2 separate regions of the Homo sapiens genome follow, and region 2 is linked to region 1. Evidence: chromatin loops called from intact Hi-C (ENCODE). Cell type or tissue: heart right ventricle. All regions are shown on one strand. Region 1 overlaps PSME3IP1 (proteasome activator subunit 3 interacting protein 1). Region 2 overlaps CPNE2 (copine 2).

Region 1 (5,000 bases):
AACAGGACTATCACAGGAACAATGAAGCAGAGAAGCAGAAGGTGCCTACAAAGTTTTACCTAAATGTCTTGTTTGTCAGGATGGAGCTGATGCGCCCATACTGGCAGAACAATTAGCACAGAGTAGTTCTGAAAAGGAGGAAGAATTCACAAAGCATCAGTTATGGGTGCAGGGAAGTCGCCATCTGCCAATGGGCACCAGAGTGTCACTGTACTGGAAGGGGAAAAGGAGTGGGCTGGATGAGATCCAGGGGCCTCTCTGCCCATGTTCAAAGTCAGTAGCTGCTCTGCCTGCCGGCATCACAGTGTCAACACATTTTGTGTGTGTCTCACTCAGTCTCACACCCAAGAAAGTAAAAACAATTGATGTAGGAATAAGGGGAATGGATAAAGAATGGTACATGCTTATTCTAAAGCAGGAGAGCCTACAGATTGTTGTCAAAGCTCATGTCTATCTCTGTCCTCGAGGCCTCCACACCATCTCCCTCTCCCTCCTCCAGAATCCAAGGGATGAGCCCGTTTCCCTTTATGAGACGAGGTGGAGCAGTACCTCTAGTTTTTGGCTGCTCATGGCCTCAGAGTTGCTGTTTGGAAAGGAAAAAGAGCAGCAGAGGCAGCAAAGAAAAGTACTAGGGCAGCACCTTTAGGTTAGAAATAGATTCCACAGTTAAAAGCACAAGTATAATATGCATTAAACAGAGAAGGGCCTCAATAGAATGGTCACAATATGCAAGTGTGTCCCACTCATTTACAATATTAGGATTCCAGGAGCTGCCAGAAATAAGTCATCTCATTAACATACCTACCTGCAGTTCTGATGTCTGGCTATTAGTAAACAAGGCCTACGTTTGTTTCTCTAAAATTTAGAATCTTAAACTAAATCCTTTATTTCAAAAACAAACATAAAATAATTTCCCAGGCAGAGAAAAGGTTTGAGATGGAAGCGTTCTTGTTAGCAGTCCCTTCCTGCATAAATGGGGTTGGAGAGAGAGGAGAGAGGGAATGGCCAAGGGTATGGAAAGCTTTCACAATGCATGCCGAGTGTGAAGTGACACCCCCAGCAGATGGGGTTTATCATCTTTACTTAGTCACACAACATCAAGGACTGGTTAGTTCCAGGGAAGGGCTCCATTTCACTACCTGGGTCAGTTCTCTTCCCCCGCATGCTCCACAATGCAGTAGAACCAAACAACACATTCATTTACAATAGAATGTTTAAATAACACCTGTCCAATAACTGCCCTTACTTCTTTGTGCTGTCGGGAAAAGAAAAAACAGAAAGCAATAAAACCCAAACCCTTTGGCAAGCCAGCCGGTGCCTATTCTCCTGGGGCATTTTTAGTGGAACTTCGGCTGGGCCTTGCCCTCCTCCCAATATCAGTGAGGAAAGTGGCAGCGGGACAGGTTTGGTCATCTGCAGTGGAGTAGAAAGAGGAACCAAACACGATTCGGGCCACAGGTGGATTCTGGCACATTTTTAGATTGGATTGGTTAAAAATGTCATGTTGTACACAGGATGCAGGCAAAGGAGTTTTTTTTTGAGGGACATAATGCCTATAGGCAGCATGAACGGTCCGATCTACCCTTGGGGAGGAGCTCCCTGTGTAGGGACGGAGAAACTAGGGGGCCTCGAGGAAGGTGTTGGTTCGGAAGATGGAGGAGACAATCTTTCCGGTGGCATTGATGGTGCCTTCGCTGTCTGAGCTGGACTCGGAGTCGCTGCTCCCAGAGTAGGCACCCAGGCCTGGGAGGATGCCGATACATACTGCAGCAGAGGGGCAGTGGATGGAGGGGCCACTCAGGGAGGTGTTTCCGAGAGACTTGCAGGATGAGGGCTCTGCAATAAAAGGGGAAAGACTGTCACTTCATCACCCTTTTCCAAAGTTGGGGACTGACTTACCATGTGCCAGGCACTGTACCAAGGGATTTTCCCACAGAGGAGCCTTAGAACAATGCTATGCAGCCAATACTATCATCACCCTCGTTTTAGAGATGGGGAAACTGAAGGAGGAAGGGAGGCTCCAGGAGGTGAAAGGACTTCTGAAAGTAAAGGGGCAGAGCTGAGACTTGAATCAAGGTCTTTTTAACCCCAGAGCCTGACTACACTCTCTTGTTCCCCATCAAATCCGAGTTGGAGAACAAGCTACTCTGGAGTGTAGCCTAGAGTGCTTTGATTTCCCTGTGCTCACACAGCCGTGAGAATCTGAAAACAGATTAAGAGAGACACTGTGAGCAATATTAACAATTCCATTAAGTTCTCAGCGTATTACACCATTTCTTATTTACTGACCAATAAGCCAGCTAGCACAGATACAATTTTAAGGCCAAACATCAGCTACAAAATAACATTCTTTTCTTTTTAAACATTTTAAAAAATCGGGTAGCCCCCTGGACTAGAATAGGCTCAGAAGGACTCACCAGAATAACGTTCTTTATTAAGAAGGGCCGCTTTTCCCAAGTGGGAGAGAGGAGCAATTCAGAAACCAATTTAACACAACCTTTGCTTTCCAGTTGTGTTCTTTTACAAATGAGAAAACTGAAGCCTGTCAGGTAACATTTTAAGGCCATGCAGAATGTCATCTAGGAGCTGGGACTCTTTTTCTTACAGGAAACCCACAGTTACTCTGCCACCTCAATGACAAAGACCTCAATCTAGACAATGCAGGGCTTGGCTGGGCATGGTGGCTTATGCGTATAATCCTGGCACTTTGGGAGGCTGAGATAGGAGGACCACTTGAGGTCAGGAGTTTAAGACCAGCCTGGGAAACATAGTGAGGCCCTATCTCTACGAGAAAATGTTTTGAAAAATTAGACAGTGCCAAGTGAGGTGGCTCATGCCTGTAATCCCACACTTTGGGAGGCCAAGTTGGGTGGATCACTTGAGGTCAGGAGGTCAAGACCACCCAAGGTGGGTGGATCACTTGAGGTCAGGAGTTCACTGGCCAACACAGTGAAATCCCATCTCTACTAAAAGTACAAAAAATTAGCTGGGTGTGGTGACGCGTGCCTGTAATCCCAGTTACTAGGGAGACTGAGGGAGGAGAATAGCTTGAATCCAGGAGGAGGCAGTGGTTGCAGTGAGTTGAGATCGCGCTACTGCACTCCAGCCTGGGCAACAGAGCAAGACACTGCCTCAAAAAAAAACAAAAAAACTAGTCGGGTATAGTGGTGCATGCCTGTGGTCCCAGCTACTTGTGAGGCTAATGTGAGGATTGCTTGAGCCCAGGAGTTCAAGGTTACAGTGAGCTATGATGGCACCACTGTACTCCAGCCTGGGCAACAGAGCAAGACCCTGTCTCAAAAAACAAACACACAAACAAACAAACAAAACAAAGAAAGAAAGAAGGAGGAGGAAGAAAAGAAAATGCAGGACTTGAAGATGAAAGGAAAAGTTAAGAACTCTACTCCAGCCCTTCCATTCTTCCCTGAAATGTTTCCGGCCTTATTTAATCACTACAACTTGATGTATAGGCATTATCCCCATTTTACTGATGAGGAAAGTCAAATGACTTGGCAAGGTTGTAGGTTGCTTAGGGCAGAAAATGTGAAACTAAACGTGAATCAAAAGAGAACATACGAAAATGATAACCTGAGCTCACTGCAGAGTAAGGGTTGGAGTTCATACTTTGTTGCCACAGGCTGACAAGCATACTACCTTCTAGGGTTTTGCCTTAGATGCACTAACACCTCATTTACCCAGACACCTCAAGTAAATGTGAAAAGAATACACAGTTCCAAGTATAGGAAACCAGGAGTAAGCAAACAATACCACTGAGCAGTTAGAAGAGATATCAAACGGCCCGCACACAAAGTTCAGGAGATCAATGTATTTGCTTGTTTGTGCAAGAAGCTCTAAGAAGGGAAAAGGAAGTTGCCAAAGATAAGCAATGTTAAAACACGGAGATGGAGAAAAGTCAAATGAAAGCCGACAGTGGCTACAGAGATAGAGCAAGGCTACAAAAAAAAGGCAGGAGCAAATACTTGTACTATCATAAAAGCAAATTTCCTTAAGATACTAAGAGTTCTTCCAAATCTGTTAAAAAAACAACCAACAACCAAATAGAAAAGTGAATGGAAAACATGAACAACTCAAAGAAAAAGAAACAGATGAATTTTAAACATAACGGGATAAACAATATATTAGGAGGGAACATGTTAGGAACAGCAAACTTCATTTGCTGTTCAGGGAGTACAGAGAAATTTGGCAAAGTTCTTCGAACTTAAATGATGTTCATAAGAGAACATTCATTGCAGCACTGTTTATAGTAGCAAAAGAGTACTGACAACCAAAATGTCCATTAATAGATGACTAGTTAAGTAATGGACTACTATTCAACCATGAAGAAGAATAAAGTAGCTGAGCATAATGGCTCATGCCTGTAATCCCAGCACTTTGGGAGGCCAAGGCAGGAGGATCATTTGAGCCCAGGAGTTTGAGAACAGCCTGAACAACACAGGGAGACTCTGTCTCTACAAAAAATTTAAAAAATTAGCCGGGTGTGGTGGTGCACACTTGTAGTCCCAGCTACTCAGGAGGCTGAGGTAGGTAGGAGGACCACTTGAACTGGCGAAGCTGAGGCTGCAGTGAGCCATGATCGCACCACAGAACTCCAAACTGGGTGACAGAGCGAGAACCTATCTCCAAAAAAAAAAAAAAAAAAAGAAGAAGAAGAAGAAGAAGAAAGCATCTCTGTGTGTACTGTTATTGAATGATCCCCAAGATATTGTGCTAAATGAAAAAGGCAAGGAGCAGGACAGTGTGTGAAAGTTACAATCTGGGGCAAAGTGGCCATGCCCATGTAGATGCATGTCAGTGTCTGAGAACAATAAATAAAAACTGGTAGCAGAGGCTGCTCAGGGGAAAGGAAATGAGTGGCTGGAAAATGGGGGAGACTTACTTTTTACTCCACATTCTTTTGTCCCTTTTGAATTTTTCCTTTTCTTTTTTTTCTTTTTTTTTTTTAAGAACATAAGGCTCACTATGCTGCCCAGGTTAAACTC
Region 2 (5,000 bases), 48 kb before region 1:
AATGGCAGAGCCAAAGTGGGAAGGATGGAGTGATGGCAGCCTTGGCTCTGGGCCTAGTCACCATCCTTCCCTGGCTTAAAAAAACCACTGCCTCTTGTTGGGCCTCAGTTTCCACCCCTGTGAAGTAGGACACAGTCCCTCTCCTGCTGGCCTCTCAGACCCTAGGGTTTGAGAAGCTGCCTGTGATTCTCTCAAGTGATGTGTGCAGGGGGAGGTGGCTATGATTGCTCTGGGGCTGCTGATGATGGAGCCTGCCTGACGAGCCCCCACCTTCCTCATTGATTAGGTGCTCACATATGCAGATACGGCCATAGGTGCTGGGGAAACAGTGATGATGTCCTCCTGAGGGACGGGGCAGACAGACACAGGTACATAGACAGATATGTAAAACGATTGTACATTGCAGTGATCTGTGAAGGAAGCAGCATGGAGCGGAGACAGATTACATCAGCCTGGGTGATCAGGGAAGGCCTCTGAGGATGTGATATTAAGCTGACAAGTAAGACCTTTCCTGTGAAGAAAGGCATTCCTGGAAAAAGGAACAGCAAGTGCTAAGGCCCTGAGGCAGGAGAGAGCCTGACAGCAAAGGGAGGCCAGTGCAGCTGGGCCAAAGGAAGCAAGCGAGGGGGAGGGTGGCAGGAAGTGGGGACAGGTCAGGCAGGGTCCTGTCATCCTGGGCACGATTTGGGGTTTGTGTGACCTGGATGAGGAGGTCACAGGAAGACTTTCAGGTAGAGCCATGGTGGCATCTGACTTCTAGGTTTAAAGACTCCCTCTGGCTCTGGTGTGGAAAAGAGAGTGCAGCTGAGCTTGCATCAGAGATTCCTGTTATGGGTCAGGGTGTGTCTGGGCACGAGATGATGGGAGCCTGGCTGGGCTGACATAGTGGAAGTGGGGAGAGGACGGATGCTGAATGCAGCTTGAAGGTGAAATCAGCAGCACTGGTGGCATATAGGAGGTGAAGATAAAAGGAGATTAAGGACGATGAATTCCTAGTTTTCTGGCTAAAACCGTGATGTTCTAGGCCTGTGGCTCAGCACCAATGTCCAAGCCTGTCCTGCCTAAGGGCAAGATGCCTCCTCGCTGGGGTCAGTGGACCCTGTGAGGGCTGAATCCTATGTGTCCGGTTTTTTTTTTTTTTTTAACTTTTAAGACAGGGTTTTGCTCTATCGCCCAGGTTGGAGTGCAGTGGCACAATCACAGCTCACCGCAGCCCCAAACTCCTGGGCCCAAGCCATTCTTCCACCTCAGCCTCCCAAAGTGCTGAGATTACAGGTGTGAGCCACCACTGGCTCCTGTGTGTTTTATTAACTGCATAGCCCCGGGGTGCTCAGGGAGTATTTGTTGAATGAACCAATGAATCAGTGCCTGGGAATTCCCAAGTCCTGTCCTCTCTTTGCCTCAGTTGACCCATCTGTAAAAGAGACCACTAGTTTCATAAACCCCTCTCCAAGCTCCTTGCCTGGGGGGTCTGGTCACCCCAGAAGGGCTGTGCCCATCTGTGCCAGGAGTCAGGACCATGCTTTAAGCAGGCCCTGGCTCCCCATCCCATCCCCCAGCCTGAAACCTCAAATTACCTATGGGGTGGGGGCTGCCCCAGAGGTGTTTCCATCGTGCCCAGATGCGCATGGCAGGCCCAGCCCTCCCTTAATGACACCTTGCCTGCCTGCCCTCCTGCTGGGGTAGGAGGGGAGGGGGCCCCTGGCCCAGCCTAAGCTGTAGTTTCTTTTTCCATTGCGTCAGGCCTCAGGGTCCAGTACGCCTGGCTGCTGCTGGGCTGGCGCAGAGGGACCCACTCTTCCCCCCGCCTGCCCCAACTCCAGACATCATGTGCTCCCCGTTTCGGGGATCCAGAAGCTTCCAGCCAGAGGGTGAGTTGGAGATGGGAGGACCTGCCCCTGGCTCGGGGAGGAGTTCCCTTCCCACCCACCCATTGCTCACTCTAGCCAGGGCCTGAGCCGATCCAGGTGGAGTTGCAGTGAGCTGGGGGCTCCTGGCCCAGCCACCGCCCCCTGCCCCTGTGACCTGTCCCTCCTGCCCACGCCCTCAGTCAGGCTGGAGGGAGGGAAAGGCAGGAGGCTGGTATAGTAACCAAGGCAAGATAATGGGGCTTGGATGAGGCAGAGGGGCGGGGGTAGGGTAGTGATGGGGACAGAAGGAGGTGACCCCAGAGTGTTCATATGAGCATCTGTCATTGTATTTGTCAGTCTGGGTGCGTATGTGTATGTGTGTATATGTGACCACACGTGTGTAAATGGACAAGGAAGCAGGTGAATCTGGGCGTGTGTGCCTGACACCCTCAGGATGAGAAGAGAAGTGTCTGATTTGGCAGCAGGAGATGGTGGCCCAGGTGGCATCTAACATGTCACAGAGGGGGCCTGTGAAGTGAGGAGGGGGTAGGTGAGCTAGAATCCACCTCGCCAGCAATGGTGGGAGATGCAGGGGTGTGGACTGGGTGACCCAGAGGAACTGGTGAACTTGGATACTCTGGGGCCCATCCTGGGTGTGTGTTCAAATGGGGGAATGCCCTTGGCTTCCCCAGCCCTGATCACAACCTGCCCGCTTAGCCTCAGGCTCCCCTGGCCTGGCTGATGTCCTGGCTGTCCCTGCCTAGGTCCCACAATGTTCAGCAATCTCCCCACCCTGGCAAAAGGCCAAGCATTGGCCTGGGAGACCTGATTCACATCCTGTCTCTGCCTTTTCCTGGCCCTGTAACCTCAAGCAAGTGACTTTTACTCTCTGGGCCTCAGTTTCCTCATCTCTAAAATGGGGGCAATTGTCCTGCAGGCATGGGAAGGCGCTCTCAGCCACACAGCAAGACTTTGGACATCCCTGTCTGCCCCCTTCCCCACCCCACCCCAACTTGGCACAGCTGCCCAGCTGCACACAGTAAGAGTGAACGCAGTTCACCAGCTCCTCCAGTGGAAACTGATTTTTACACAAGAATAAATCCTGCAGGCAAATTGTAGTGCTGTCCTGATGCTCTGAGCTCGTGTGATTATAACAAGGTTCTAGGAACAAAGGCTGGGAGGGAGGGGGCTGAGGACCAGCTTCATCGTTGTCCAGATTTTTCCCCTGCCAGGCATGTCCGGGGAACACTGGATCTGGAGGGGAAGCTGGGAGGTCTCCGCTGCCAGCCCCACTCTCACCCTGGCCTCCTGCAGACCGGGGCTTGCAGGGGACTGCATCTGCCCAGCAAGAGGCTGGCGCTCCAGAGTGCACCGTGGCCTGGGTGAAAGAGAGGAGGAGTGGACCCAGCATAGTGATGGTGGCTCGATCCTTCCTGCCTGGAGGACAGCAGCTGCCTCCTCACTGGTCTCTCTGCTACTTCTCCTTAGCTTGACAACCCCTTCTCCCCACAAGGGGCCAAGTAAGCTTTTAAAAACGCAAATCAGATAATGTCAGTTCTCTGCTTCTAAGACTTCCCATTGCTCTCAGAATGAAACTCAGACACCCTATCAGAGCCCACAGCTCCTGCAGGTCCTGGCCACTCTCCCTGCTCCCTCATTGTGTTCCTGCCAGACTGGACTGTGAGCCCTGCACGGGCTAAGACAGAGCAATCTTTTTTTTTTTTTTTTTTTTTTTGAGACAGTGTCTTGCTCTGTTGCCCAGGCTGGAGTGCAGTGGCGCGATCTCAGCTCACAGCAATCTCCACCTCCTGGGTTCAAGCAATTCTCCTGCCTCAGTCTCCCGAGTAGCTGGGACTACAGGTGCACGCCACCATGCTGGCTAATTTTTGTACTTTTAGTAGAGATGGGGTTTCACCATGTTGGCCAGGCTGGTCTTGAACTCCTGACTTCAAGTGATCCACCTGCCTGGGCCTCCCAAAGTGCTGGGATTACAGGCATGAGCCCACCATGCCCAGCCGAGAGCAGTCTTCTTACTGTAGCATTCCCAGCACTGGGACAGTTCTTGGGACCTAATAGATGCTCAGTACACCCTCTAGAGTGAATGAAAGCCTCAGTTTCCTCCTCTGGAAAATTATATTACTATACTTGCCTCGTAAGACTGAGTGAGGATTAGTGACATTGTTCAGGTGACATGCTCAATTAGTGCTCACAAGCACAGTGACTTGGATTTGTGTTCCCAGAGGGGGCCCACCCACCACCCCCACTTACTTCCCTCCACTGGAGAAGTTCAGGGTCAGTAAACCACTTAGCCTCAGGAGGACAAAGTATTAGGGAGTTGGAACCTGGCCATTGTTGGGTAGGTGTTTAGGGGCTAGGTTCAACCACTGGGATGACAGGGCCAGTGTTAAATGCACACATGCCAGTGGAAATGAGACCTGACCACAGGAGGCTCAAAGGGCTGTGTCCTGATGTCTCATGGGCAGATGGGAAACTGAGGCAGAGAAAGCCAGAGGACTTGTCTGCTGGGCCTGTGATGGGTGTGACCTAGGTCCCCCTCCACCCCTTGAGATGGGTTGCTCCAGTCTCACTCACACCTTGCACTCAAAGGAAAACAGAAGTCCTTCGACTGATCACATGTCAGTAATTAACCTTGACTGGAGGAAGATACTTGAGGCCCAGGGCACAGAATTTTGGGAAATTGTATATGAGTGAAAGGGTAAATTGTGTGTTGAAGATAAGGACCAATGCTGGCAGGATCTGAGGCATATGGAGGGTTTGTCCATTCATTCATTTATACACTCATCCTTTTTTCATTCAGCAAGTATATACTGGATGCTTCCTGTGCACCAGTCATTGTGTATGAGCTAGAGATACAGGGTGAAGGTGATAGACAATGAACAAGGGTGAATTTTTAATGTTACTGTTACAGGAAAGGGGTCCCGATCCAGACCCCAAGAGAGGGTTCTTGGATCTTGTGCAAGAAGAAATTCAGGACGAGTCCATAAAGTGAAAGCAAATTTATTAAGAAAGTAAAGGAATAGCCAGGCGCGGTGGCTCATGCCTGTAATCCCAGCACATTTGGGAGACCCAGGTGGGTGGATCACCTGAGGTCGGGAGTTTGAGACCAGCCTGGTCAATGTGGTGAAACCT

Evidence for each region. A loop is a pair of places that touch in the nucleus more often than their neighbours do. Peaks named below come from ENCODE experiments on the same cell type or tissue, not always from the same donor. Only the 100,000 strongest peaks of a DNase experiment are listed, where the experiment ranks them.
Region 2: it touches region 1 in a loop (1.9-fold over the local background); 49 of 110 quality-filtered maps call a loop at or near these places.

Annotation. Positions count from the first base shown.
Region 1 is chr16:57,152,672-57,157,671 of GRCh38, forward strand. PSME3IP1 (proteasome activator subunit 3 interacting protein 1) reads right to left here. Exons shown (of 7, transcript NM_024946.4): 7 at 1-1,836. The coding sequence ends at 1,619. Among named protein-coding and RNA genes, the nearest start is that of PSME3IP1, 31 kb to the right of the region's middle. In heart right ventricle, no CTCF peak of the experiment used is centred here; no DNase peak of the experiment used is centred here.
Region 2 is chr16:57,104,304-57,109,303 of GRCh38, forward strand. The region is part of intron 1 of CPNE2 (copine 2); the gene reads left to right. Among named protein-coding and RNA genes, the nearest start is that of CPNE2, 14 kb to the left of the region's middle. RefSeq lists an enhancer at 1,059-1,658. In heart right ventricle, no CTCF peak of the experiment used is centred here; a DNase peak (open chromatin) is centred at 2,651.